Linked DNA regions of Homo sapiens: region 2 is linked to region 1. Evidence: read pairs that join two places in POLR2A ChIA-PET (ENCODE). Cell type or tissue: IMR-90. All regions are shown on one strand. Links, peaks and the distances in the headings refer to the core of each region. The heading gives the core; the rest is flanking DNA. Region 1 overlaps NME5 (NME/NM23 family member 5). Region 2 overlaps FAM13B (family with sequence similarity 13 member B).

The links. Peaks named below come from ENCODE experiments on the same cell type or tissue, not always from the same donor. Only the 100,000 strongest peaks of a DNase experiment are listed, where the experiment ranks them.
Region 2: POLR2A ChIA-PET joins it to region 1 with 14 read pairs; 2 of 35 experiments call an interaction of 5 or more read pairs at or near these places.

Annotation. Positions count from the first base shown.
Region 1 is chr5:138,123,987-138,136,020 of GRCh38, forward strand. NME5 (NME/NM23 family member 5) reads right to left here. Exons shown (of 6, transcript NM_003551.3): 3 at 5,277-5,482; 4 at 4,493-4,593. Among named protein-coding and RNA genes, the nearest start is that of NME5, 9.4 kb to the right of the region's middle. RefSeq lists a silencer at 8,500-8,700. In IMR-90, for the core only: a CTCF peak has its summit at 9,651 (motif pointing left); a DNase peak (open chromatin) is centred at 9,635.
Region 2 is chr5:137,948,190-137,960,223 of GRCh38, forward strand. It overlaps FAM13B (family with sequence similarity 13 member B), which reads right to left. Exons shown (of 24, transcript NM_001385994.1): 12 at 11,977-12,025; 13 at 11,427-11,574; 14 at 8,288-8,353; 15 at 5,977-6,187; 16 at 5,147-5,276; 17 at 4,439-4,520; 18 at 766-995. Among named protein-coding and RNA genes, the nearest start is that of PKD2L2, 65 kb to the left of the region's middle. RefSeq lists a silencer at 6,018-6,218. In IMR-90, for the core only: no CTCF peak of the experiment used is centred there; a DNase peak (open chromatin) is centred at 6,142; H3K27ac peaks cover 326 bases.

The sequences.
Region 1 (12,034 bases), core at 3,511-11,510:
TTTTTTTTTTTTTTTTTTTTTTTTTTTGAGATGGAGTCTTGTTCTTGTTGCCCAGGCTGGGGTGCAATGGCGCGATCTTGGCTCACTGCAACCTCCACCTCCTGGGTTCAAGTGGTTATCCTGCCTCAGCCTCCCGAGTAGCTGGGATTATAGGCACGTGCCACCACACCTGGCTAATTTTTTGTATTTTTTTTTTAGTAGAGACAGGGCTTCACTTTGTTGACCAGGTTGGTCTTGAATTCCTGACCTCAGGTGATCTGCCAGCCTCGGCCTCCCAAAGAGCTGGGATTACAGGCGTGAGCCACCACACCCGGCCTTAAGCACCTTTTCATATACTTGTTGGTTATTTGTATGTCTTCTTTAGAAAAATATCTATTCAAGTCCTTTGCCCATTTTTTAATTGGGTTATTTAGGGGTTTTTTGGATATTGATTTGTAAGAGTTCCTTATATATTTTAGACATTAACCCCTTATCAGATACATGGTTTGCAAATATTTTCTTCCCTGGAATTGTTTTCTTAATTTCATTAGTGAATTATTCATTTATTTATTTATTGAGAGGGTCTCACTCTGTCACCCAAGTGAAGTACAGCAGCGCAAATGCAGCTCACTGCGGCCTCGACCTGCTGGGCTCAAGTGAATCTCCCACCTCAGCCTCCCAAGTAGCTGGGACCACAGGTGTACACCACCACCCCCAGCTAATTTTTTTATTTTTGGTAGAGACAGGGTCTTGCCATATTGCCCAGGCTGCTCTCAAACTTCTGGGCTCAAGCAATCCTCCTGCCTCTGCCTCCCAAAGTGTTGGGATTACAAGTGTTAGCCACCATGCCAGGCTAGGGCTGAATAAATTAATGAGAGAATAAAAAGAGTGTTTTCATGTTTCTTACATGGATGAACTTTAAGTTTTTTAAGTTTTCTCTCATCCTTGTTTTATTTATTTATTTGTTTGTTTGTTTGAGACAGGGTCTCACTCTGTTGTCCAGGCTGGAGCACTCTGGTGCCATCACAGCTCAAACAGCCTTAACCTCCTAGGCTCCAGTGATCCTCCCACTTTAGCCTCCAGAGTAGCTGGGACTACAGACATGGGCCACCATGCCCAGCTAATTTTTTATTTTTTGTAGAGATGAGATCTTGCTATGTTGCCCAGGCTGGTCTCCAACTCCTGGACTCAAGTGATTCTCCCGCCTCAGCCTCACAAAGTGTTGGAATCACAGGTGTGAGCCACCACACCCAGACTGTATATTTATTTTCAAATATAATCATTTTGATAGCAGGGATATCTTCTTATTCAGCTTTGCATTTATGGCAAATAGTAGGCAACTTAATAAATTTGTTGAAGAAATGGAATATAGCAAAACTTTGAATTAGCCATTTATATTAAAAGGGAAAAGAGACCAGCCTGGGTAATGTAGTGAGACCCCATCTCTACAAAAAAATTAAAAAATTAGCCGAGCATGGTGGTACACACCTGTAGTCCCAGCTACTCAAGGGGCTGAGGTAGGAGGATTGCTTGAGGACAAGAGTTTAAGGTTGTAGTGAGCTATGATTGCACCATTGCATTCCATCTGGAGTGACATGGAGAGACCCTGTGACCACCCCCCAGAAAAAAGGGAAAGAAGAGAGCATTACTTTTTTCTTTTCTTTTCTTTCAGACAGTCTCACTCTGTCACCCAGGCTGGAGTACAGTGGTACAATCTCGGCTCACTGTAACCTCTGCCTCCCAGGTTCAAGTAATTCTCCTGCCTCAGCCTTCTGAGTAGCTGAGATTACAAGCGTGCGCCACCACGCCTGGCTAATTTTGTATTTTTAGTAGAGACAGGGTTTTACCATGCTGGCCAGGCTGGTCTTGAACTCCCAACTTCAAGTGATCCATCCGCTTCAGCCTCCCAAAGTGTTGTGATCACAGTTGTGAGCCACCACGTCCAGCCAGCATTACTTTTTTCAAGGGTTAAGAACATGCCTTTAAATATCTTGATAACTTGCTTGAGTGAATCATCGTATAAAGTTTTGCACATAGTTGTTCATCAACTGCTAAGTAAGAGGACGCTCATACCACAAACTCTGAGTACTTGCTCCAAAGAACTTCACAGCAAAAGAGCTACAATGTGCTAAGTAATTAATGATTTTATATTTATCCTACAACTTGCTGCTTCTCAAATGTCTAACTATATCTCTAAACTCATGCCTAGCGGATTAATTTAATGAGTAAAATCAAAGGCAACTGAAAATAACAGTTGGCTGGGCACAGTGGCACAGTGGCTCATGCCTGTAATCCCAACACTTTGGAAGGCAGGTGGGAGTATTGCTTGAGCCCAAGAGTTCGAGACTGGCCTGGGAAACATGGCAAAACTCCGCTTCTACAAAAAACTTGAAAAACTAGCCAGGTGTGGTGGTGCACACCTGGGGTTCCACCTACTCCAAAGGCTGAGGTGGGAAGATTACTTGAGTCTGCGTGGTCAAGGCTGCGGTGAGCTGTGATTGTGCCACTGCACTCTAGCCTGGGCAACAGAGTGAGAATCTATCTCAAAAAAAAAAAAAAAAAAAAAAAAAAGAAAGAAAGCGAAAAGAAAGAAAATTACAGTTTAGGAATATAATCCTATGAGTAAGAAGAGCTTCCAAATATACCTTCTATTTAAGATAAAATGAAATTTTATCCTGTTTTATTTAAAAGCTAAAGAGAAGTCAGGCATGATGGTTCATGCCTATAATCCCAACATTTTGGGAGGTAGAGGCAGCAGTATTGCTTGAGCCCAGGAGTTCAAGACCAGCCTGGGCAACGTAGTGAGATTTCATGTCTATAGAAAATATAAAAATTAGCCGGGCGTGGTGATATGCGCCTGTGGTTCCAGCTACTCAAAGGCTGAGGTGGGAGGATCACTTGAGCCCAGAAGGTCGAGGCTGCCATGAGTCGTGATCATGCTACTGCACTCCAGCCTGGGTGACAGACTGAGACTCCATCTCAAATAGATAAATAAATAATAAAAGCTAACGAGCAAAAGTCTAATTCACTTGTAAGACTAATATAAAGTGCTACCATATTAAAAAGACCTCTCGCTGGGCACGGTAGCTCACTCATGTAATCCCAGTGTTTGGGGAGGCTGAGGCAGGAGGACTGCTTTGAGAAAAAATATATATTTCTAAAAGTGGTTTTTGTTTGTTTGTTTAAGAATCAGGGACTTTTCAGACTGTACAGAAAGGAGGGAAGCAGGTCTTCCCCTGGGAGGATGACTGAAAGGCCAGTGGAGAAAAGTTGTCAGCCCATTGTCAGGTCAGCATCAGGCCGTTACCGACCCTGTTGGCACTAAAAAGTAACAGATCAAGTATTCAAAATGTGAAATGTATTTATTTTGAATTCAGAAATTCAAACAACAGTGATACTGTTGTATCACATCAGTTATTCAAAACATGTGAAATCTCCAAAAAAAAGAAAAAAAATATATCAGGAACTTTTAAATCTCCAAGACAGTTTTCTGTTTTATTTGAATGAATATCCAGTGGAAAATACTGAGGAACAGATCTAAATGACTTAGGGAAAAATAAGTCATAACAGGAAAAATAACATACTAAAAAAATCCAAAATTTTGCTCAATGCTTTGCATTTTTTTCCTTATAACAAAAATCACCAAATTTTATTTCTGCTCTAAAAATATTAAAAACAAACCAAAAACTTCAGTGTTCTTCCTCGTATGTCCACTTCTCAAAGGTTTACAACTTCTCTAACAGTAAGGAAACAAAAAAAGGGACTAGTTATTAATTTCTCAATTGCATGAGACTTTGTTAGGCAAACAGTAAATTGTTACAGAAGACGGTAAATCAAATGTAGTTTCCTAGAGAGACTATTTTTCTCATGTGTCACAAACTCTACTGAACCTTTCAGGATAACTAGAAAGAACTGTTACACAGAAGAATATGTCTAATGCAAGAGAAAAGAAAGAAAAAAGAATTAAGCTGGGTGTGGTGGCTCACACCTGCAATCCCAGCACTTTGAGAGGCCAAGGCAGGCAGATTACTTGAGCACAGGCATCTGAGAGTATGCTGGGCAATACGGAGAGACCCCATCTCTCCAAAAGATAAAAGAAAATTAGCTGGGCATGGTGGCATGCACCTATAGTCTCAGCTACCCGGGAGGCTAAAGTGGGAGGATCACCGGAGCCCAGGAGTTTGAGGCTGCAATGAATCAAGATTGTGCCACTGCACTTCAGCGTCGGCGACAGTGAGACACTGTCTTAAATTTTTTTAATGTTAAAAATAGATAAATAAATAAAAATTAAACACTTCTCAAAAGACTCCCTAAAGGGCACAATTTAGTTGTTAGGGAAATGTCAAGTTTTCCATTTGTGGCTTCAAGTTTTTAAGTAACTACAACTTGAAAACATAACAAAATATACTGGAAAAAAAATTATTTTATCTTCCTTCCCAGCTATATCCGCAAAATAAAAGAAAAAGCAAACAATAAGGAGATGCAGTTGACAAGTTAGTCATCTGTAACTCACCTTCAGGAAACATAAAACGTATTTCTCTTTCCGCAGCAGCAAAGTCATTACTCCCATGAAGTGCATTCCTTAGGTCATCTGTGCCATAAATTGCCCTCAGACTAAAAACAAGTTAGAGATGACGTCCATCCAATCTAACGTCTATTCCTTACTTTATATGCATGCATTCCACTTAAGAATTTTACAAAAGCATTGCCACTTCTTACATATGAAAGCTTCACAATTTATGTCAAATTTAAGCTTAAATTTAAGCTTATCTATCTAGATAAGGATCAAATATATTTACGTCTGCAGGAGGAATACACTGAGAAAATAGGAGTTCTCTGGATAAAAACGTGGTGTTGTTTTGTGAGAAGTAAAAAAGCAATGCACATTCAAAAGTGCAAGAACTCAATATCTTCTTGTTTCCATACATTAGCAATAATGCTGAAAATTTGAATTTCTGTTCCTGTATTACCATTATTCTTTTAAAATACCATTCCAATTTTTCCATCTAAAAATCCTACTTCAGTGGCAGTTTAAAGGTTGAGAGAATAAGGGTAATCAACTATAAATCAGACATTCTCTGTTGCTTTTTCTGGTAGGTAGTATTAAAATAGACATTTAACACTTTAAAATGTAAAATGGACCCCCCAGGCCCTGCCACCCTCTGCCCCCCAAAAAAGTTGATTTTGGAAAACTTCCAAATAAAAAAAAAATTCCCATTACAATGAAATCAGATTTTTTTTTTTCATTTTCACAGATGGATTCCATTCCCTGCCATCCCCCAAACCCTGAAAATTACCTGTCTGGATGTGTCTCCTTCGCTACTAAGCTATTATTTGGTCCCAAAAGTTCTAACCAATAAGAGATGGCTTTATGTCTAGCTAATATCATGGCGACAAGTGGTCCAGAACTCATGTAAGCTGTTAAGTTGGGGAAAAACATTTTTCCATACTTTTCCACATAAAAGTTACTACATTGCTCAGGGCTGAGGCGTAGTTTTCTTCTCTATAAAAGACACAAAGTCAACAAAAGCATTTAAAATGACAGTTCAATGATAGCTCATTAAAATCATTAGTAACTTGAAACTAGTACCAATCTGATTATAACTTCAAGGTTTATCTTTGTATTATGAAGAAAGAAAAGGATATAATTAAATGTATGCTGTAAATAAGATAGTAAGAGGAATTACTTAGCCTACTTAAGAAAAATTATGGCCGGGTGCGGTGGCTCATGCCTGTAGTCCTAGCACTTTGGAAGGCCGAGGTCGGTGGATTGCCTGAGCTCAGGAGTTCGAGACCAGCCTAGGCAACACAGTGAAACCCCGTCTCTACTAAAATTCAAAAAATTAGCCGGGCGGGCGGCATGCGCCTGTAGTCCCAGCTACTCGGGAGGCTGAGGCAGAAGATTTGCTTGAACCCGGGAGGCGGAGGTTGCAGGGAGCCAAGACTGCACCACTGCACTCCAGCCCGGGCGACAGAGAAAAAGAAAAATTATTCCAGTTAGGAAGCCTCCCTCAGCATATGTTTTGTCAGTAACAAATTTATCGCATCTCCTTCTTAAAGTAAATAACACTTCAATTAACAAAACTGGACTTAAAAATATTCCAAATTCATGTTTCTCTATTTGTGTTACTATTTTGGGAGCTGGTCTCATTTTAGTACTTAGAAATAACAGCTAGGCACAGTGGCCCATGCCTATAATCCCAGCATTTTGGGAGGCCAAGGCGGAAGGATCGCTTCATCCCAGCCAGGAGTTAGAGACCAGCCTAAGCAACGCAGGAAGACTTTGTTTCTATGAAAAATTTTAAAATCAGTCGGGTGTGGTGGTGTGCGCCTGTAGTCCCCACTACATTAGAGGTGGTGAGCCATGATAACACGACTGCACTCCAGCCTGGGCGATAAAGCAGACCCTGTATCAAACAAACTAACAAAAAAAGTAACATGTAGTATAATGATGCAGTAAAAAGTTTTTCATTTGAACGTGTGTTCTTTATTCTGGTTCTGTCATAAATATCTTGATTCACTGTAACATTAAGAAAAATTAGGCCAGGCATGGTGGCTCAGGCTTGTAATCCCAACACTCTGGGAGGCCAAGACAGGCAGATCACTTGAGGTCAGGGGTTCGAGAACAGTCTGGCCAACATAGTGAAACCCCATCTCTACTAAAAATACAAAAATCAGGCCAGGCGCGGTAGCTCACGCCTGTAATCCCAGCACTTTGGGAGGCCGAGGTGGGTGGATCACCTGAGGTCAGGAGTTCGAGACTAGCCTGGTGAACATGGTGAAATCTCGTCTCTACCGAAAATACAAAAAATTAGCCAGGTGTGGTGGCACGCGCCTGTAGTCCCAGCTACTCGGAAGGCTGAGGCAGGCCAACAGCTTGAACCCGGGAGGCAGAGGTTGCAGGGAGCCAAGATTGCACCTCTCCACTCCAGCCTGGGTGACAGAGCGAGACTCCGTCTAAAAAAAAGAAAAAAGAAAAATTAGGTCGGGTGTGGTGGCTCATTCCTGTAATCCCAGCACTTTGAGAGGACAAGGCAGGTGGATCACCTGAGGTCAGGAGTTTGAGACCAGCCTAGCCAACATGGTGAAACCCCATCTTTACTAAAAATACAAAAATTAGGCCAGGCGCAGTGACTCACGCCTGTAATCCCAGCACTTTGGGAGGCCGAGGTGGGTGGATCACCTGAGGTCGGGAGTTCAAGACCAGCCTGGCCAACATGATGAAACCCCGTCTCTGCTAAAAAAAAAAAAAAAAAAAAAAAAAAATTAGCCAGCCGTGGTGGCGGGCACCTATAATCCCAGGTGCTTGGGAGGCTGAGGCAGGAGAATCACTTGAACCCGGGAGGCAGAGGTTGCAGTGAGCCAAGATCGTGTCACTGCACTCCAGCCTGGGCAACAAGAGTGAAACTCCGTCAAAAAAAAAAAATACAAAAATTAGTAAGGCGTGGTGGTGCATGTCTGTAATCCCAGCTACTCAGGAGGCTGAAGCATGAGAATTGCTTGAACCCAGGAGGCAGAAGTTGTGGTGAGCCAAGATTGAGATAGCACCATTGCACTCCAGCCTGGGTAACAGGATGAGACTCTGTCTAAAAAAAAAAAAAATTAGATGCTAGTATGTTTCTCAATCTGAAAGAGTATGAAACACTCTGGACAAATAGATGTTATTTCCTTCACAAATGAGACTATAAAAATTAATCAGGTTTAAAAAATCATGGTAGCTCAGTCTAATTTGAAACTCATGCTTTCTCTAGAAGCAGCTATTTTGAGTGCTTTTTTTTTTTTTTATTTTTTTGAAACGGAGTTTTGCTCTGTCACCCAGGCTAGATAGAGTGCAGTGGTGTGATCTTGGCTCACTGCAACCTCCACTTCCTGGATTCAAGTGATTCTCCTGCCGCAGCCTCCTGAGTAGCTGGGATTATAGGTGCCTGCCACCATGCCTGGCTAATTTTTGTATTTTTAGTAGAGACAGGTTTTTCGCTTTGTTGGCCAGGCTGCTCTTGAACTCCTGACCTCAGATGATCTGCCCACCTTGGCCTCCCAAAGTGCTGGGATTACAGGTGTGAGCCACCGCGCCCGGCCTTGAGAGCTTTTAAAAAATTATTTATTACTGCTGGCCAGGCTCGGTGGCTCATGCCTCTAATCCCAGCACTCTGGGAGACCGAGGCAGGCGGACTGCTTGAGTCCAGGAGTTCAACACCAGCCTGGGCCACACGCAGAAACCCCGTCTCTACAAAAAATACAAAAATTGGTGGTGCACACCTGTAGTCTCAGTTAATCGGGAGGCTGAGGCACGAGAATTGCTTGAACCCAGGAGGCAGAGGTTGCAGTGAGCCGAAATCATGCCATTGCACTCCAGCCTGGGCAACAGAGTGAGACTTGGTCTCAAAAGAAAAAAAAAATTATTTATTACTGCTGTTTTTTCAATTCCACTAAAGGTGGGTGAGGAGAGAAAATGCTCAAAATATAACAGAGGGATTCAAAGTAGAAATCAAAGAACCTCTGCCTGCAGTAAGGATGATGAAAAATGGAGATATGTCACTAAGTGAAGGCTAAAAATCTCCATGATTATGGCAGAAATCTGTCTTTCTAAAATGTCTTAGATTTTCCTGAGAGTAAGTGTGAATTTTACCAAGTAACTCACCTCTTAAAGCCCTTTCCAAAATTCCGTGTCTCCGCAGGCTTCAGAAACTTGGTAAAATTGCTTGGTTTGTAGCAAGGGACCAAACCGCCCAGAGCAAGAAGTTTAGGAACACGCTTACCTAGGTGGCATAGCTCTGCTATGAATAGGACCCACTGGATTCTCACCAGTGAAGGGCCAGTTACTATGAAAAAGGTGCTGACATTTGTTCTCAAATTGAAATTCATACAGCGATTAAATAAAAGATGTGAGAAATTACAAGAGCACCTGATTTAGCATAATCCTCCATTCTATTATCTAAAATTAAGACATGAAACTATGATTATGCGTATTAGCGTTTTTTTTTTTTGTTTTTTCTTGCTGAGTTTAAAAATAAAATCTCATCTGTTGTAATGTAAGCCCTTATCTGCCACTTGCCCCTTAAAAAGCAGGGGAACCTACCTTCTGCAGGTATGCCAGCCAATGTAGCACAATTTTTAAAATTAAGGGTTCATCTTTTTTTTTTTTTTTGAGACGGAGTCTCATCTCACTCTGTCCTCCAGGCTTGAGTGCAGTGGCGCGATCTCGGCTCACTGCGAGCTCCGCCTACTGGGTTCACGCCATTCTCCTGCTTCAGCCTCCGGAGTAGCTGAGACTACAGGAGCCTGCTACCACGCCCGGCTAATTTTTTTTTTTTGTATTTTTAGTAGAGACGGGGTTTCACCGTGTTAGCCAGGATGGTCTTGATCTCCTGACCTCATGATCTGCCGCCTCGGCCTCTCAAAGTGCTGGGATTACAGGCGTGAGCCACCGCGCCCGGCCTTAAGGGTTCATCTTTAAATAAAATTGATACTAAATCAATTATTCCATTGGTTGCTTTAAAACTGGATCAGGTGAAATTTTTTGAAATTAGGTTGAATAGTCTACAGCCATACCACCCTGAACACACCCGATCTCATCTGAAATTAGGTTGAATATTTTCACAGAGAAGCAGTGATACCAAGTACTATCAGAACAGAACTCTTAGTTTGTAACAAAGGCAACACTGCCATCTACTGAAATGACATATCATTTTTCAGCTTTTCCCTTAAGTGGGACAGGAAAGCCTCAAGTTCATTGGACTCCCAAGCCTATTTTAAAAGCATACAGTGCAAAGGACAAAACTTGCATAATTTCACTTAAATTAGATAGCTTGAATAGTCAAATTCCTACAGACAGCAAGTAGAATAGTGGTTATCGGGGATGGGGAAGAGGGAAGCAACGAGTTAGCATTAGGTAGAGTGTTTCAGTTTAAGATGAAAAGGTTCTAGAAATGGACAGTAGTGATGGTTGTACAACAATGTGAATGTACTTAATGCAACTGAAATGTACACTTAAAAACGGTTAAAATGGTAAATTTTATGTTGTGTATATTTTACCGCAATTAAAGCAAAAAATGAAGGATGTACCATGGCTGCCTTTGCTCTGAAAGTTACTAACTAGGGAAAGTGTCATATATATTTACATTAAATTTTTTTGTTTGTTTGTTTTTTCTGGTCTCAGTACATTGCCCAGACAATCTCAGTTCACTGCAACCTCCGCCTCCCGGGTTCAAGTGATTCTCCAGCCTTGCCTCCTGAGTAGCTGGGATTACAGGCATGCGCCACCACGCCCAGCTGATTTTTGTTTGTTTGTTTTTTGAGATGGAGTCTTGCTTTGTTGCCCAGGCTGGAGTGCAGTGGTGAAATCTCAGCTCACTGCAACCTCCGCCTCCCAGATTCAAGCGATTCTCCTGCCTCAGCCTCCTGAGTAGCTGGGATTACAGGCTCCCACCACCACGCCCGGCTAATTTTTGTGTTTTTAGTAGAAATGGGGCTTCACCATGTTGGCCAGGCTGGTCTCGAACTCCTGACCTCAGGTAATCCACCCACCTCGGCCTCTGAAAGTGCTGGGATTACAGGCATGAGCCACCGCACCCAGCCCTAATTTTGGATTTTTAGTAGAGATAAGGTTTCACCACATTGGCCAGGGTGGTCTTGAACTTTTGACCTCAGGTGATCCACCCGCCTCATCCTCCCAAAGTGCTGTGATTACAGGATTGAGCCACCACGGCCGGCTAATTTTTAATTTATAATTAACACTAGCCACTTAATTATTAAGTTTGTCACTTTTTTTTTTTTTTGAGACGGAGTCTCGCTCTGTCACCCAGGCTGGAGTGCAGTGGCGCGATCTCAGCTCACTGGAAGCTCCACCTCCCGGGTTCACGCCATTCTCCTGCCTCGTAGCTGGGACTACAGGTGCCCGCCACTGCGCCCGGCTAATTTTTTGTAGTTTTAGTAGAGACGGGGTTTCGCTGTGGTCTCAATCTCCTGACCTTGTGATCTGCCCGCCTCGGCCTCCCAAAGAGCTGGGATTACAGGCGTGAGCCACCGCGCCCGGCCGTCACTAAATATTTTTTAAAATATGGACTTTTTTGGCCGGGCATAGTGGCTCACGCCTGTAATCCCAGCATTTTGGGAGGCCGAGGCAGGTGGATCACAAGGTCAGGAGATCGAGACCATCCGGGCTAACACAGTGAAACCCCGTCTCTACTAAAAATACAAAAAGTTAGCTGGGCGTGGTGGAGGGTGCCTGTAGTCCCAGCTACTCGGGAGGCTGAGGCAGGAGAATGGCGTGAACCTGGGTGGCGGAGCTTGCCGTGAGCCGAGATTGCGCCACTGCACTCCAGCCTGGGCGACACAGAGCGAGACTCCGTCTCAAAAAAAAAAAAAAGGACTTTTTTTTCTTTTTCAAGACAGAGTCTCCCTCTGTCGCCCAGGCTGGAGTGCAATGGCACGATCTTGACTCACTGCAACCTCCGCCTCCCGGGTTCACGCCATTCTCCTGCCCCAGCCTCCCCAGTAGCTGAGATTACAGGCACGTGCCACCACACCCAGGTAATTTTCATATTTTTAGTAGAGACGGGGTTTCACCATGTTGGTCAGGCTGGTCTCCAACTCCTGACCTCAGGTGATCCACCCGCCTTGGCCTCCCAAAGTGCTGGGTTTACAGGCATGAGCCACTGCACCCGGGCAAAATACGGACTTTTAAAAAACTTAAATGGGACGCCTTTATCTGTATACTTCATTTATTTTTTCTAAAGTTAATGGGTAATATAATTACAGGATTCAAAAATTCAAAGCAAGACAAAAAGGTATATACTGAAAAATCTTATTCCTATCCATTTCCTAATCTACTCAGTTCTTCCTTGCCCTCAATAGGCAACCCTTTTTAAATGTTTATTTCCCCAGAATTCCATTTTTCAAATATTGGCAAACATGAATATATTACTTTGTCTCTATCACAAAAGGTTGGTACACATGATTTTGTGTTTTTTTTGCTATTTTGTTCTTTTTGCTACACACTTTGCTTTCTTCCGTTAACAGTACAGACAGGTTCCTCATTCTTCTATTTACAATT
Region 2 (12,034 bases), core at 1,790-9,789, 180 kb before region 1:
AAAAATCATTTAATCCTCATAACAACCATATCAAGTTAGTATTAATGGACATAATCACGTCAATATACATTATAGGATTGTTGAAGGGGCTGAGTGGCATAATGCATAAAATATAACCAGCCAACGTGGGGCATAAGCTAGGAGCTCAATACATACAGCTATTAAGACACAAGGACAGGATTCAAGCTAAGGTCTGTAGGTCTGTTTCATGCTTTATTTATTTATTTATTTATTTACTTATTTTCTCACTCTGTCATCCAGGCTGGAGGCACAGCTCACTGCAGTCCTAATCTCCCGGGCTCCATTGATCCTCCCACCTCAGCCTTCCAAGTAACTGGAACTACAGGTGCATACTACCACATCCAGCTAATTTTTAAATTTTATTTGTAGAGACAGGGTCTCACTTTGTTGCTCAGGCTGGTCTCGAACTCCTGGGCTCAGGCAATCCTCCTGCCTCGACCTCTGAAATTGCTGGAATTGAGGCATGAGCTACCTGTTTCATGCTCTTTATACACTCATCTTGCCAACTGACTCCAACATAAATGAACTCATCAGCATTCTAGTTTTTTCAGTTTTATTATGATTCAATTCTTGAAGTATTTGGCACTTCTGTTATGCTGATTAAATCATGTTTCTGAATCTGCAAAGATGGGGAGCAGATTCAGGAAAATCAGACTACCTAGACATCTCTACCCTGCTATAGTAATTATTTTGTTTCAGGAATTCTAAAGGCTAATCTGGGCAAAAATCATAGCTCAAGATTACCTTGATATCTTCTGGAAGACACCTCTCAATACGTTTTTCTTTCAGTCTTTTAAGAATAAGTTCAAGGGTTGCTTCTTTAGATGGTTTTTTCTCCTTCTGAATGACCTTGGGTTCATCTTCATTCTCTTCATCTTCATGGTCTAGAGAAGAGCCAAAGCTTTTTGGAAGTGTGTTACTACGTGGACGTGTCTGAGGTACAAATTCTCCATCAGAATTTTTGTGTTTTGCATCTACATGTCAGAAATAAGGACAGATCAGTAATAATTGGTTTTAGCTTTGACCGGGTCAAAGAATAAGCAAAATACACAACAAGAAAGTATACATTAACAGCACACAGACTTAGATATTTCAAAGCCAAATAAAACATTTAAGAAGCAAAAAACAGCAAGACAGCTATTCTAGGCTGGGTGTGGTGGCTCACACCTGTAATCCCAGAACTTTGAGAGGCTGAAGCAGAAGGACTGCTTGAGCCCAGGAGTTTGAGACTAGCCTGGACAACAGAGTGAGACCCCATCTCTACAAAAAATTTTTTAAATTAGCCAAGGCTGGGTGTGGTGGCTCACGCCTATAATCACAGCACTTTGGGATGCCAAGGTGGGTGGATCACTTGAGGTCAGGAGTTCGAGACCAGCCTGGTCCACATGGCAAAACCCCGTCTCTACTAAAAATACAAAAGTTAGCCAGGTGTGGTGTCATGTGCCTGTACCTGGTGGCACACACCTGTAATCCCAGCTACTCAGGAGGCTGAGGCAGGAGAATCACTTGAATCCAGAAGGCGGAGGTTGCAGTGAGCCAACATCAGCCAATGCACTCCAGCCTGGGTGAGACAGTGAGACTCTGTCTCAAAAAAAAAAAAAAAAGCTGAGCACTGTGGCACATGCCTGTAAGTCCCAGCTACTTGGGAGGCTGGGGTGGGAAGACCACATTGAGCCTGGGAGGCTCAGGCTGCAGTAAACTGAGACTGCACCACTGCAATGCAGCCTGGGCAACAGAGTCAGACCCTGTCTCAAAAAAACACAAAAACAACAACAAAAAAAGAGAGAACAAGCTATTATTTTTATATCCATAGAGAGCCTATTATTGAATAAAATGCTCTGATGGGCATGGGAGATACAGAAGAAAACAAAACAGACATGGTTCCTGTTCTTGTGGAGCATATATTCAGAGAAGGAAAACAATAACCAAATACTCAGATTAGTAAAATAACTTTAAAGAATGCTATGATCTATAGGTAAAACAGGGTAGAGTCACAGCGCTAAAAGGAGTATAATTTGTGGAGGAACAACTACATTGGACGGGATTGACAAAGAAGACCTCTCTGAATAGTATCATCCTGGTAGAATACGGAATAAGGAGCTTGTCTAGCACAAAGGATTTAGTGGAAGGGCATCTGTCCCCAGTGAGGCAATAGCCAGTGTGAAGGTCCTAAAGCTTGGCAAGTTTGAGGAACAGAAAAGAGATGAAAGTGATAAAATCGGCCAAGGGCAGACTGTGCAAGGCCTTGAAAACCACAGTAAGGAGTTTTGACTTTATTCTAGGTGGAAGCCCACTGAAGGGCTTGAAAAAGAAAGTAGTAAGACTATTTATTTTTCTTTTTGAGACAGGGTCTTGCCCTGTCACCCTGGCTGGAGTACAGTGGCACAAACATGGCTCACTGCAGCCTTGACCTCCTAGGCCTAAGTGGTCCTCCTGCCTCAGCCTCCAGAGTAGCTGGGACCCAGGCTAACATGACTTTTTTAAAGATAATTCTGACTACCATGCAGCAGACGGACTACAGAGCAGTAAAAGTGAAAGAAAATGGGAAAATTAGGAGGCCAATGCTAGACAATTTAATGGTATCAACTACTAATAAAATCAAGGTAATAATTTTCACTGATGACTGGAAATTGGCATTAAACAAGGAAATCTTTAACAGAAGTATAGGGGAAAATTAAGTGATACTCTAAAGAGGAGTTAAGAGACATTATCTTGGCCGGGTGAGGTGGCTCACGCCTGTAATCCCAGCACTGTGGGAGGCCAAGGCAGACAGATGGCTTGAGCCCAGGAGTTTTGAGACCAGCCTGGGCAACATGGTGCAATGCCATCTCTACTAAGAATACAAAAAAATTAGCTGGGCATGGTGGCATGTGCCTGTAGTCCCAGCTACTCGGGATGCTGAGGTGGGAGGATCGCTTCAGCCCGGGAGGTGGAAGCTGCAATGAGCTAAGATCGTGCCACTGCACTCCAGGGCAACAGAGTAAAACCCTGTCTCAAACAAAAAAAAAAAAAAAAAAAAAAAAGGAGAGAGAGAGAGGCAAACATTATCTTAACCACAAGAATATAAACTCCATGACAGCAGGGACTCTGTCTGTCTTGTTCACTGCTATATCCCTAGTTGTCTACAAAGTATTTAGTACCTCAGAAATACTTAACACTTTACTGGGCTGGGCACGGTGGCTCATACTTGTAATCCCCACACTTTGCAAGACCGAGGTGGGAGAACTGCTGAAGGCCAGAAGTTTGAGACCAATCCAGGCACAAAGCAAGACCCCAACTCTATACAAAATTTTAAAAAATTACCTGGGTGTGGCAGTGCATGTCTGTAGTCCTAGCTACTCTTGAGGCTGAGGTGGAAGGATCACTTGAGCTCACCAGTTCAAGGCTGCAGTGAGCCATGACCATGCTACCACACTTCAACCTCGATGACAGAGCAAGATTCTGTCTCAAAAAAATAAAAAATATATATTTTTTTATTTTTATAGGCCAGGTGCAGTGGCTCACACCTATAATCCCAGCACTTTGGGAGGCTGAGGCAGGGGGATCGCTTGAGCCCAAGAGTTCGAGACCAGCCTGGGCAACATGGCAAAACCCCATCCCTACTAAAATTACAAAAATTAGCTGGGCTTGGTGGCGTGCACCTGTAATCCCAGCTACTCGGGAGGCTAAGGCACAAGAATCACTTGAACCCAGGAGGCAGAGGTTGCAGTGAGCTGAGATGGCGTCACTGAATTCCAGCCTGGACAACAGAGTGAGACTCTGTCTCGAAAAAATTAGAAATAAAAATAAAAATAAAAACTTTATTGAGTAAATTTAAACCAAAGTGATGCTCCAGATAATAAACCCCTATTTTGCATAATTTTTAAAGTAATAATTATTAAAACACATACTCACTAAACATCCACAAACTAAATATACTTCAACAATTACTATACTGGTTTGACACCCAGAAATGCAATGCCTAGTTTATCATTCAAGAGTTACAATTTAGTCTTTGTGGTATAAACGAGTCACTGTGATTAGACATTCTTAGTCTTAGATGAAAATACCTACCAAAAAATCTTAATGAAATATCCAACAAAACTCAAAGCTGCTTAATATCTGAAATATATTTTAGATAAACTTTATAACATCAGTTCACTTATTAATATACAATCTCAGGTATCTTTCAAAAAGATATTACTAATAAAAACACAAAAAAGACATTTAAAATATAATACAGAACTACAGTACTGTACTATAACACAGTACTACAGTATGCAATTTTGACCCTAATAAAACAAAAAAAGGTAACTTTTATTTTTGTCAAACAGTGCCCAAGATTTAAAATTATCAAAAGTTGTATTTGTGATTCTCAGACATTAATATAAAAAAATTTTTAAAATGCAAATATATTACAAAATGGCACATAATATACCTTTAATTTGCTTCCGCAGTTTTGTAAGCTCTGTCATCCATTTTAATACCTTTGGATTGGCAGCAATATCACTGTAGGAGGGCTGAAAAATTATGGAGCAGAATCACTGACACTTGTGATAAGCAATAGTTACATTAATTTATGTCCAAATAGTATTTTACAATTCCCACAGCAAAGACTGCTCAATTCTCATTTCATCTTATTTTAATTAGATAGGGCAGGATATTAAGTCAAGTTCTCCCAAGGTAAGGTCTCGTAACTGGCAGAAGCCAGATTTGAATATGGGTCTTCTGACTCCAAGTACAGGACTCTTTCCACTTCATATGTTCTAACTATTAAAATTCTCTTTCCCCTCCTCCACTCCATCCCTCACAAACTCCCTCTCCTCCCCACTTGGTACTTGTAGTTTTTGATAGAGCAGAAATAGCAGTAACATGATTTGTCAATGTAAAGTATTTGCTTTAAAAATTCTAAAAGCTGCTTTGCCAGTGGAAATATAAAGATGCCACGGTGCAAATGGCAAGAATACTGGCCTGGAAGTCAGGAGACCAAGGAGTTATATAATCTCAGATCTACATGATCACTGTTCCTCCGGGTATCTCAGATTTGTTACCTTTCTCACACAGATCTAAACTAATGCTTTTGAAAAACTATCCTCTCAGTTCTAATATTAGATTAAGCTCACTCTGGGGAATGCTACAAACCTACCTTGCTATTTCTTTCCCTTTCAAACTGTTCCTCAAATTGTCTGATTTTCTTCTGAAGTTTCTTGACCAGCTGATAAGGTGTTCTGTCCTCTCTCTTTTCATCTTTTGAACTAAAGGATGATCTTCGAATTCTGAATTAAAACAAAAGGCCAACACTGTTAAATTTTCAAGTACCAACACTGTATCTCTTATTGCCCTGACATGGCACTATTAGCAATAAGTAAATCTTAAAGGTAAAAATAAGTCCCTAACACTAAAGGACAGGTAGTATAAAGAAACACTGTAATGTTACAGACCACAAATTTAGCTAATACAAGTGGTGATGAAAACAGTTTGGAATCATTTAAAACTGGTTTGGACAAAGGCAGCAAAGAAACAAAGATACCTAGCAGCTCAGAGCTCTTGTAACTGTTCAAACTGCATAACAAAGTTTTTGACATTCAGATCCATTTAAAGCTTTGATAAAAAAAGATTAGGAACTGCTCAGCACCATTTGCTGCTTCCTTTACAGAGCTCTGTATTTCAGCGATGAATACATAAATAAATGAATAATACACCACGAGAAAATGTCTATTTGAGAGCAAACTTCAAACGCTACACCTCACTGAACTCAGCAGGGTCAAAAAAAACCAAAACTTACAAAAATGTGCTCTATAAAATCAGTGAGAAAGCTCTGAATTCTATGTCTAGAAGACTCAATCTCTCTCTTTTTTTTTTTTTTTTTTTGAGATGGAGTTTCACTATTGAAGCCCAGGCTGGAAGACTAAATCTCTCAAAAGACTTGGGTACATAATAGGAATTGCCTCTTGTAAGTACATAAAAATCATATACCTAGTAAAAGACAGTGCTTTAGATGAGGAATCCAACTTTTCTGGATCATGTAGGAAACGCTGGCTTTGACCAAAATCTAAACTGCGGTGTGATAATACTGGAGGACAGTCCTCTTCCAAGGGGTGATGATTCATTCTTCCAGCTTGTGGAGACAGCTGAGCTTCTCCAGACTCAGAGTCCTCCTGCCAAGACTTAAAAGCAGGAAATGGCTCTATAAAACAAACACAAAGAATAGTACCATGGGTCTCTTGATTCCACGTGGGAAAAAAGTCACAAAATATCAGCTATGTGTTCCTTAAATCATATCATTATGTAGTGGTTCATATATACATACACACATACACACACACACACACACATACATGTGTGTGTGTATATATATATATATATAATCTTCATAAAGCCTACTATAGTTTAAAATTATTCAAGCTTCACTTTTTAGTCCAGAGTTCAATTTTTTTTTTTTGAGATAAGGTCTCGCTCTGCTGCCCAGGCTCTGGAATTCAGTGTCATGATGGTGGCTCACTGCAGCCTCGACCTTCTAGGCTCAAGCAATCCTCCCACCTTAGCCTCCCGAGTAGCTGGGACTACAGGCGCTTGCCACTACGCCTGACTAATTTTCTTTTTTTTGTTGTTGGTAGAGACGAGGTCTCACTATGTTGGCCAGGCTGGTCTTGAACTGCTAGGCTCAAGTGATCCTCCCATCTCAGCCTCTCAGTGTGCAGGGATTACAGGCATGAGCCACTGTGCCCAGCCCAGAGTTCTATTTCCATATAAATTTAAATTTCTGAACCCAGTGGCAAAGCAAGAAAGGACATTGTCAAGCTCTTTAAAACTCAATTTAATTCTAAAGATGTTATTTAATATAATTCTGAACTTTTCAAAAGATGTTTTATTTACAAATGTTAGTTTTCAAGTAGGGGAAAACCAGAAACAGCAAGAACTGAACAGTTCTTTCTTAGAAATTTAATTTAAAAGCCAAATGATGTCAGGTGTATGACCTGTCCCTCACTGTCAAATAGCTATATTAAGAAAAAGTGGGAGCTGTTCCCCATGTTACATGGAACACTCACCAAATGGAGTTCTCTGACTTTAGAAGAATTCTAATATTCCCAAAGGAGGAGCTAATTCACCTGACAGCACCTGGCCTCTAACATTAAACTGTGATGGTTATCTTCTGCTACAGGATTCCTATGTATAATATATATTTTAATAATACCCAACAGTGTTACTAAGACAAAACTTAATAGCACTAGGCCTTCTTAAGCACATTTACTTTACTGCAGTTATCCTGTATGCCCTCAAATGAAAGCTATGTTAATACATTTGATGTCTTTGCAAATATAATGTTTGATTACATATAGAACACATACAGATCATACACACAATCCACAAATATACCCCAAATACAACATTAAGCACAGGAGGGAAAGAAAAAATTCCCATCTACACATTAGCTTTTTATTTATTTATTTATTTTTTTAGAGATGGAGTCTTGCTCTGTCACCCAGGCTGGAGTGCAGTGGCACGATCTTGACTCACTGCAACCTCTGCCTCCTGGGTTCAAGCGATTCTCCTGCCTCAGCCTCCCAAGGAGCTGGTGTTACAGGCGCCTGCTACCATGTTTGGCTAATATTTGTATTTTTAGTTGAGATGGGGTTTCACCATGTTGGCCAGGCTGGTTACGAACTCCTGACCTCAAGTGATCCGCCTGCCTCGGCCTCCCAAAGTGCTAGGATTACAAGCGTGAGCCACCACGCCCGGCAGCTTTTTTTTAAGTAACTACACTTAAAAATTTTGATGCTATTGGCTATTAGCAATAGCGAAAATGAATGCAAAGAGGGCTTGACAGTGTCAAAATTCAAGAGTGATGTTTTCTTTTTCCTCACACAATAGCTAAGATCGCTGCTTTAGTAATTTAGTTTAACTTTATGCATTAGCAATTTAAAGCATTACCTTTCCTTTCAAAATAATAAGAACATAATTTAGTTTGTTTTTGAAGCCCAGATCAATCTGAGAATTAAAAATTGGGTACAAAGCGTGCAATCCCACAATAAACCCAACAATAAAGTGATTTTCAAAGCAACCCTTGTACCTGTGCCCCAGCAAATAAGTAACTGGTAGTAAACATTTTATGAGAAATATCCTATTTTAAGAAAAGACAAAAGTAATAGCAATTTTTTCTGGGTTCACTTTGAACCCAGAACAGTTTTCCTAAGATATGGGGACAGCAGGAGAAGGGCTTAATAAAAAGACAAACAAAGTGAACCATAAAAGGCAAAAAAACTAAACTATGGTGAACCATACTTACCCTCCCCATCTCTCTGCAGATGCATTGTTTTGAAATCAATGAGGGGAAAAGTGATAGGGCATGACGCTAATAAAATGGAAAAAATGGCAAAAAATACTAAAGTGAACACACAGCACAGTCAGAACAAACCATACACATAACACAAAGCCAAAGATACCAAAAACATTTCCCTAAAACCAGTTAGGCATTCTGTTCAAAAACGTTATTAAAAGAAATCACTACTAACTAGATTTTAACAAACACAAACATAACATTTCCATTTCAGCAAGCAATGCAAAAAAGGGGGGGGAAAACTCAAAGTCGTGCTATTTTATTAAAACTCAAACATAAAACTGAAGAAATGGAAATTCTTAAGCAGGTACTGTTTGAAGCTTTTCAGTGTAAATGATTTTAAAGGAAAATATCTCCCTTAGTTTGCTCTTTGAAAAAATCCTACTGCATTTCATTCCAGAGTTAGCAGGAGAGAATCTGAAGATGGTATCCACTTCCATTAAAAGTCAAAACTTTGCAAACAGCTGCTACAAATTCATACTGGTGACAGTCATGTGCTACCTGCTTGCTAACTACTACTGCATTCTGCTATTTTTCTTATCCTTTGAGGAAAAAACAAAACAGAAACTATGTACTTAGGAATAGTGACATAGGGCTCTATTTGGAGTCATCCCACTTCTCTACAAAGAGTCACATCAAACAAAGCATGTCTGATTCCAAGGTATCCAGGGTCTAAAGTAAGTTGGTCTCTTAAATAAATAAGACTTTTTCATTTAGAATATCCTAACTCCTGGCCGGGCACGGTGGCTCACACCTGTAATCTCAGCACTTTGGGAGGCCAAGGCGGGCGGATCACCCGAGGCCGGGAGTTTGAGACCAGCCTGACCAACACAGAGAAACTCCGTCTCTACTAAAATACAAAATTAGCCGGGTGTAGTGGCACATGTCTGTAATCCCAGCTACTCAGGAGGCTGAGGCAGGAGAATTGCTTGAACCTGCGAGGCGGAAGTTGCGGTGAGCTGAGATCGCCCCACTGCACTCCAGCCTGGGCAACAAGAGCAAAACTCCGTCTCAAAAAAAAAAAAAAAAAAAAAAATTGGAGGAATATCCTAACTCCAATCAATGTTTGCATTAGTGACAAAGTTAGAAGAAACAACATGGTCTACAAACAGCCACTCTACAAAGCACATGCACAGTTCATGGCTGGGAAGTTCGCTCAGGTGTCTGTAACTGTCGGCTTTCTGAAAGTTGCGGACCCCTATTTCTGGAAGAACAAGTAGGGGACCTACATAGACTTGTTTAGGCTGTTGAACCAGGGCAGCTCAGGCACTGAAAATCAGGCATCAGCAGCCTACAGGTTACCTCCTTTATCTATACCAAGGTATAGGTGCTGGATTCTGACATGGAAAAAAAAGACAGTCCAGTATCAGGTTCTCTTTCAGGGAGACTCAAGAACGCTGACGCTAGACAGAGAAGGTCTATCCTCTTCAGACAATGAAAAACAATTATTCTTCTATGTTTAAAATTTAATCAGGACTCCCAGGCCAAAGATCATAAAGAACTATTTATCTGCATCTTCTAATAGGAAGAAACAAAAGTGCTTTATCAGAATCCAAGCTGCTTCCTTTGAAGACTCATTTCCTAGCAATGCTGCAAGGGATGCTCTGTCGACCACCATTCCTTTTATTTCAGCCACAATAAATAACAAAAAAGAACATTTAATCTTCAACTGCCACCAGTATGCTAACATATCCCCCAACACTGGGAAGCATCTTCATAAATTCCAGATGTCCTGAATAACCCAGAACAAAGCAAATTAAAGACAACTTTCTAATTTAGTCTAAGTTAAAACAGATAATATGCCACTGGGCATGCCAAACATCTAGACCTATATAAAAAGGAGGGTGGGGAGGAGATGGCAATAAAAATTGGCACAGACAATGACTTGGTTGGGGCTCTTAAAAAAAAATGCCTAGACCTTAAAAAAAAAAACAAGACCCACACACACTCCATTTGCGATCAGGTGAGTACACTTAAACAGTGCCAAAAGGAGTCCGTGGCACTGGCATTAGAATTCCTGTTATTGCCAGTGTATGTCAACAGATACTTGCCAAAGGTGAGACAACCCAGGGATCTTCATCCAAGTGAATGAATATGTAACTATCCTTAAGATTCTTGAGTTATCTCATTGTCTCTTTACCAAAGTGTATGATCCAGAAAAACTCCTAGATCCAAATTTATTGCTTGATTCCCACCCCCACTCAACATTTTATTTGAAAGTTTACAAATACATAGCAAAATTGAAAGAACTTTACACTGAATATCCATATACCAATCACAATCTACCATTAACATTCTACTATACTTGCTTTATAACATTTATCCATCCCATTAACCATCTTATTTTTTTCATGGATTTCAGAGTAAACTGCAGGTATCAGTAAATTTCCCCATAAACACTCCAGCATGCAAATCATCCACTGAAGTTCAGCATTTGTTTACAGTTTTTTATCCTCTTGAAGTAAAAAGAGAACTTTATATACAAAGAAACACAAAAATCTATGTATTTGCTGAGTTTTGAGAAATGCATATACCCATGTTGTTTGCTTGTTAAATTTTAACTTCTCTCCTTTGTGCAAATTTTTAGAGTCCCCTGCACCATACCTTCATAACCTAAGACAGAAATACAGGAATATGGTACAATATTTGTTTAGAAGTACCCTTGAAGGTCATTTTTCAAAAAAGTACTACTGATGATACTAAGGACAAGGTAATTATACACGCTCTGCTTAAACTGGTGAGATCCCTAAGCCTTAACATACTGGGCTTCCAAAGACTAGGAGATAGCACCTGATTTAAATATTAACAAAAACGTATGCTGGGTGACTTTTTAAAAAAATCAGTTCTAACATCCATTTTCAAAGCTGTTGATGGATCAGACAAGAACTTCTAGTTCATATGAGATGCTGCCCCAAAATCTCAGTGTGTTTCACTAAAAACACCCACTTGTTCATCTTACATGAAAGGGAGAACAGAAGATCAAGATGAATAAGGTTATCCAGAAAAGGGCTGTAGTCTTATCATTGCTTAGGGTAATTTCGGTTACAAGTAACATTATCAGGAAAATAATGCGTGTGGGTAAAATTACCTTCCCATTTATCACCATCAGAAACATTCTTCAGATCTAAATGTGGAATACTGACACACGCTGCTTCCCCTTGAACACCAACACTCTGACCTCCTGGTACTTCTGATTCAGTGTTGGCATTCAAATCACATATCTTGCTACTAGAATCCTGTATTTTAAAATAAAGAATATATTTCACAACTACGGAAGCTTTTCACACCCAGCTTAAACACATCCAGCACATATCCAAGTGTAGTCTTCATTAGTTTACTGTGCCTATACAGCCAACTGTCCCACTCCCACTGTGCAAACTATTTTCAAATATAAACATGCAGTTTTAGAATATGTCTTATTGGAAGACAAGTTTGGATCCCAAATTCAGGAAAGTGTTTTCACAACCAAGTCTCTTGTAACCAAAAGTGGCAAATTAAGTTGCTGTTTAACTGTAAAATATTTGGTAAGAGTATTTATATTTAAATCTTTAAACCTAGCTAACCCACATTAAAGACCAGACATAACAGTTTAAACCTAGGCAAGTTTTTAAAGACTAAGACAAAAAAATAGTTCTTACCAGAATCAAGTGTGACAATTTATCACTGTCAAATAACAAATATTCTTCCCTAAAAATA